2 separate regions of the Homo sapiens genome follow, and region 2 is linked to region 1. Evidence: read pairs that join two places in POLR2A ChIA-PET (ENCODE). Cell type or tissue: HepG2. All regions are shown on one strand.

Evidence for each region. Peaks named below come from ENCODE experiments on the same cell type or tissue, not always from the same donor. Only the 100,000 strongest peaks of a DNase experiment are listed, where the experiment ranks them.
Region 2: POLR2A ChIA-PET joins it to region 1 with 5 read pairs; 4 of 35 experiments call an interaction of 5 or more read pairs at or near these places.

The regions. Positions count from the first base shown.
Region 1 is chr3:179,247,769-179,250,268 of GRCh38, reverse strand. The region is part of intron 1 of KCNMB3 (potassium calcium-activated channel subfamily M regulatory beta subunit 3); the gene reads left to right. Among named protein-coding and RNA genes, the nearest start is that of KCNMB3, 2.1 kb to the left of the region's middle. In HepG2, no CTCF peak of the experiment used is centred here; no DNase peak of the experiment used is centred here.
Region 2 is chr3:179,341,987-179,344,486 of GRCh38, reverse strand. No RefSeq gene overlaps it. Among named protein-coding and RNA genes, the nearest start is that of MFN1, 4.5 kb to the left of the region's middle. In HepG2, no CTCF peak of the experiment used is centred here; no DNase peak of the experiment used is centred here.

The DNA.
Region 1 (2,500 bases):
CAGTTGACCTTTGAACAACATGGGTTTGAACTTCGGGAATCCACTTATAAATGGATTTTCTTCTGTGCCTGCCACCCCTGAGACAGTAAGATCAATCCCTCCTCTTTCTCCTCCTCCTCAGCCTACTCAACATGAAGAGGACAGGGAGAGGACCTTTATGATGATCCACTTCCATTTAGTAAATAGTAAACATGTTTTCTCTTCCTTATGATTTTTTTTCTTCAATTTTTGTTTTAAGTTCCGGGGTACATGTACAGAATGTGCAGGTTTGTTACAAAGGTAAACGTGTGCCATGGTGGTTTGCAGCACAGATCAACCCATCACCTGGGTATTAAGCCCAGCATGCATTAGCTATTCTTCCTGATGCTCTCCCTCCCCCTACTCCACTGAGAGGCCCCAGTGTGTGTTGCTCCCCTCTAGGTGTCCATGTGTTCTCATCATTCAGCTCCCACTTTTAAGTGAGAACATTCAGTGTTTGGTTCTCTGTTTCTGCATTAGTTTGCTGAGGATAATGGCTTCCAGCTTCATTTCATCTATGTCCCCGCAAATGACATGATCTTGTTCTTCCTTATGATTTTCTTTCCTTTTCTTTTTTCTGAGACGGAGTCTTGCTCTGTCGCCAGGCTGGAGTGCAGTGGCACGATCTTGGCTCACTGCAACCTCTGCCTCCCGAATTCAAGCAGTTCTCCTGCCTCAGCCTCCTGAGTAGCTGGGATTACAGGCGCCTGCCACCATGCCCACTAATTTTTGTATTTTTAGTAGAGATGGGGTTTCACCATGTTGGCCAGGCTGGTCTTGAACTCCTGACCTTTGAACTCCTGACCCTGTGATCTGCCCGCCTTGGCCTCCCAAAGTGCTGGGATTACAGGCGTGAGCCACCATGCCTGGCCATGATTTTCTTAATAACATTTTCTTTTCTCTAGCTTATTTATTTATTTTTTTAAGAGAAGGGGTTGGGCCAGGCGCGGTGGCTCACGCCTGTAATCCCAGCACTTTGGGAGGCCGAGATGGGTGGATCACGAGGTCAGGAGATCGAGACCATCCTGGCTAACATGCTGAAACCCCGTCTCTACTAAAAATACAAAAAAATTAGCTGGGCACGGTGGCGGGCACCTGTAGTCCCAGCTACTCAGGAGGCTGAGGCAGGAGAATGGTGTGAACCCAGGAGGTGGAGCTTGCAGTGAGCCGAGATTGCGCCATTGCACTCCAGCCTGGGTGACTGAGCGAGACTCTGTCTCAAAAAAAAAAAAAAAAAAAAAAAGAGACGGGGTCTTGCTCTGTGACACTGGAGTGCAGTGGTGTGATCACAGCTCATTGCAGTCTTGAACTCCTGGGCTCAAGCAGTCCTCCCACCTCAGCTTCCTGAGTCAGTGGGATTACAGGCATAAGCTACTGTGCCTGGCTATTCTAGCTTATTTTATTGTAAGAATTCAGTATATAATACATATAAACATACAAAATATGTCTTAATCAACTGTTTATTGGTAAGGCTTCCAGTCAACAGTAGGCTATTAGTAGTTAAGTTTTTTTTTTTTTTTTTTGAAGCAGGGTGTCACTCTGTCACCCAGGCTGAAGTGCAGTGGTTCAATCATGGCTCACTGCAGCTTCGACCTCCTGGGCTCAGGCGATCCTCCTGCCTCAGCCTCCCAAGTAGCTGGGACCACAGGTGTGTGCCACCATACTTGGCTAATTTTTAAATTGTTGGTAGAGATGGGATCCCCCTATGTTGCCCAGGCTGGTCGTGAACTCCTAAGCTCAAGTCATCCTTCTACCTTGGTCTCCCAAAGTGCTGGGATTACAGGCATGAGCCACCATGCCTGACCAGTAGTTAAATTTTTGAGGAGTCAAAAGTTATATGCAAATTTTCGACTGCAGGTTTGGGGGTGTGGTGTTGGCATCCCTAACCCCTGAATTGTTCAAGGGTCAACTTTAGTTGCTACTTATTAAGTATATGCTGTATGCTCAATACATACTATATTTTATCCTACTTAAACCTACAGCAGCCCATGATGGAAGTGTTATTTTAGTTTTCATTTTATAAATGAGAAAGCTGAGGCTCAGAAAGGCCAAGTAACTTGCCCAAGTTCACATAGCCGGTAAATAATATGCCTGTCATTCTGACGTAAGACTTGCTTCTTAATACCTAAATGATGTTTGCTGAAATGAGGGGAATGGGGGTTCTGATTAGGGAAGGGGAGGGGCTATTTAATTTTGTAGGATGGCCCACACAACATGTGGTACTCTGGGGCCAGGTCAGTTCAGGGTAAAAGGAAGGCAAGGGGTGCTTTTTGGACATTGCTTTATTTTTGGACAGCCCTTTTTTTTTTGGACAGCCAAAGAGCAACAGGAGGCCCAGGGGGAGTGGAAGAGGAAGGCCTAGGAGTTCAGTGAGGGAAAGGGGTCATAAAAAAGGAAGAGAGTGGCCTACTTCTGTTATTTATGATTCATCTCCTGCCATTCCTAGGTTACCATTGTTAGGGGAAAGATGTAGAAGTCACCA
Region 2 (2,500 bases), 94 kb before region 1:
CATTTTAGTTGGAGAGAATTTTGTAAAATTAACAGACAGGAGGTACAATGTAAAGGGAAAATGTGATGAATCTATTACATTAAATTTAAGGATTTCTGTTCAAAAAAGTCATCCATAACAGACACATAGGAAATCTATTTTTTGCAGTATATATTGCCAACAAAAATCAATAGTTAAAAATAAAGAACTTCGGAAAATAGAGCAGAAAACCCAACAGAAAAGCAGACAAAGGATAGGGAGAAGCAGTTCACAAAATGAAAGTTAAAATGACTAATAAGCATATTAGATAGTCTCAACCTTGTTAGTAATCAGATTATGCAAATTTAAACAATAATAATGTACTACTTTATGACCTTAAGATTTACAGGAAATTTAAAAGTTGTATGATATTGTTGATAAGCCTGTGCGGAAACATGATCTTGCTGATGGGAGTATAAACTTTAGTCATTCTGCATATATTTTGGAAGTACTGAATCACAAGTATATAAAAAACTGACAAGAACGTGTATGGTAGGTAGCATTATACAAAAGGCAAATACTTGGATACATGAAAGTCAATTTGATATTTAATTGAATTGTAGTTCAGAAAGGTGACAGTTTCCTGCATTATATGGTAAATCTCTTTGAGGTCAAGAACCATAGTTTATCTTTGTATTCCTGAGCACTTGGCTTGATAGTAGATATTCCATAGCTGTTAGTTAAATAGAAGCATAGTAAAATAGTCTTTTTGTTTTGTTTTGTTTTTTTGAGGAGTCTCGCTCAGTTGCCCAGGCTGGAGTGCAATGGCACGATCTAGGCTCACTGAAACCTCCACCTCCCGGATTCAAGTGATTCTCCTGCCTCAGCCTCCCAAGTAGCTGGGATTACAGGCATCCGCCACCATGCTTGGCTAATTTTTCTATTTGTGTAGAGACAGGGTTTCACCATGCTGGCCAGGCTGGTCTCGAACTCCTGACCTCAGGTGATCCACCTGCCTCTCAGCCTCCCAAAGTGTTGGAATTACAGGCGTGAGCCACCACGCCCAGCCTGTAAAAATGGAAGTTTTTAAGGTTAAAAAAAAAAAAAGTTTTTAAGGAAGGGGGTGTCCAATCTTTTGGCTTCCCTGGGCCACACTGGACGAAGCATTGTCTTTGGTCACACATAAAATACACTAACAATAGCTGATGAGCTCGAAAACAAAACAAAACAAAAAATTGCAAATAAATCTCATAACATTTTAAGAAAGTTTACAAATTTGTGTTGGGCCGTGGGTTGGACAAGCTTGTTTTAAGGAGTTGCAGAACCCATGGACTAAGAAAAACTTAGTAACATTACATCTACTGTTCATGGTCATAGTCACACAATTTATTACTACTGAACAGGGATTACAAATCAGAGTCATATGCTTTTGTCCTTTATTTTTTAATATGTTATTTTCTCTAAGTGTTGGTATGACATTCCATAAAAAACACAGAGCACATTTTAACTTTAAAGAAAATTATTTGAAGAGTGGTTGGGAGTTTGTCATGTTTATTCTACCTTAAAAAGCATTTGACTAATGATGTTAGAAGATCATTTTTCTGAAGTATAAACAAGCAGTTTTGTCTAGAATTCTGTATTCTCCAATTTCAGTCATTCATGTATCACCTACCCAATTTTTTCCATATCCATGTATGACTATTATTATTTACTTCATATTTTTCACCAATTTGCTTTTCTTAAAAAGTTAATTTTTTCCTAAGTAAAAATATTCGTGAATCCAAGTGTTATGCCAATTAAATTTTATACCACGTAATTTACAATGATGAAAGTAAAAACTACATACCATATACAATTATTGTTATTATTATTATTAGAGACAGGGTCTCACTCTGTCTGCCCAGGCTGAAGTGCAGTGGCATGATCAATAATAGCTCACTGCAGCCTTGAACTCCTGAGCTCAAGCAATCCTTTCACCTCAGCCTCCCAAGTAGCTGGGACTACAGGCACACACCACCATACCTGGCTAATTTTATTTTAATTTTTTTTTTTTTTTTTTTGAGACAGAGTCTTGTTCTTTCACCCAGGCTGGACTGCAGTGGCGCTATCTCTGCTCACTGCAAGCTCTGCCTCCCGGGTTCGGGTTCACACCATTCTCCTGCCTCAGCCTCCCGAGTAGCTGGGACTACAGGCGCCCGCCACCATGCCCGGCTATTTTTTTTTTTTTTTTTTTGTATTTTTAGTAGAGACGGGGTTTCACCATGTTAGCCAGGATGGTCTCAATCTCCTGACCTCGTGATCCGCCCACCTCGGCCTCCCAAAGTGCTGGGATTACAGGCGTGAGCCACCGCGCCCAGGGCTATTTTAAATTTTTGTATAGGTGGGATCTCACTATGTCGCCCAGGCTGGCCTCAGGTGATCCTCCTGCCTTGGCCTCCCAAAGAGCTGGGATTACAGGAGTGAGCCTGTGGTGACACCCAGGACACAATTATTTTTACATGTTTTTCACTTTTGAGTCTAGACTATATCTCTAAGGTTCATC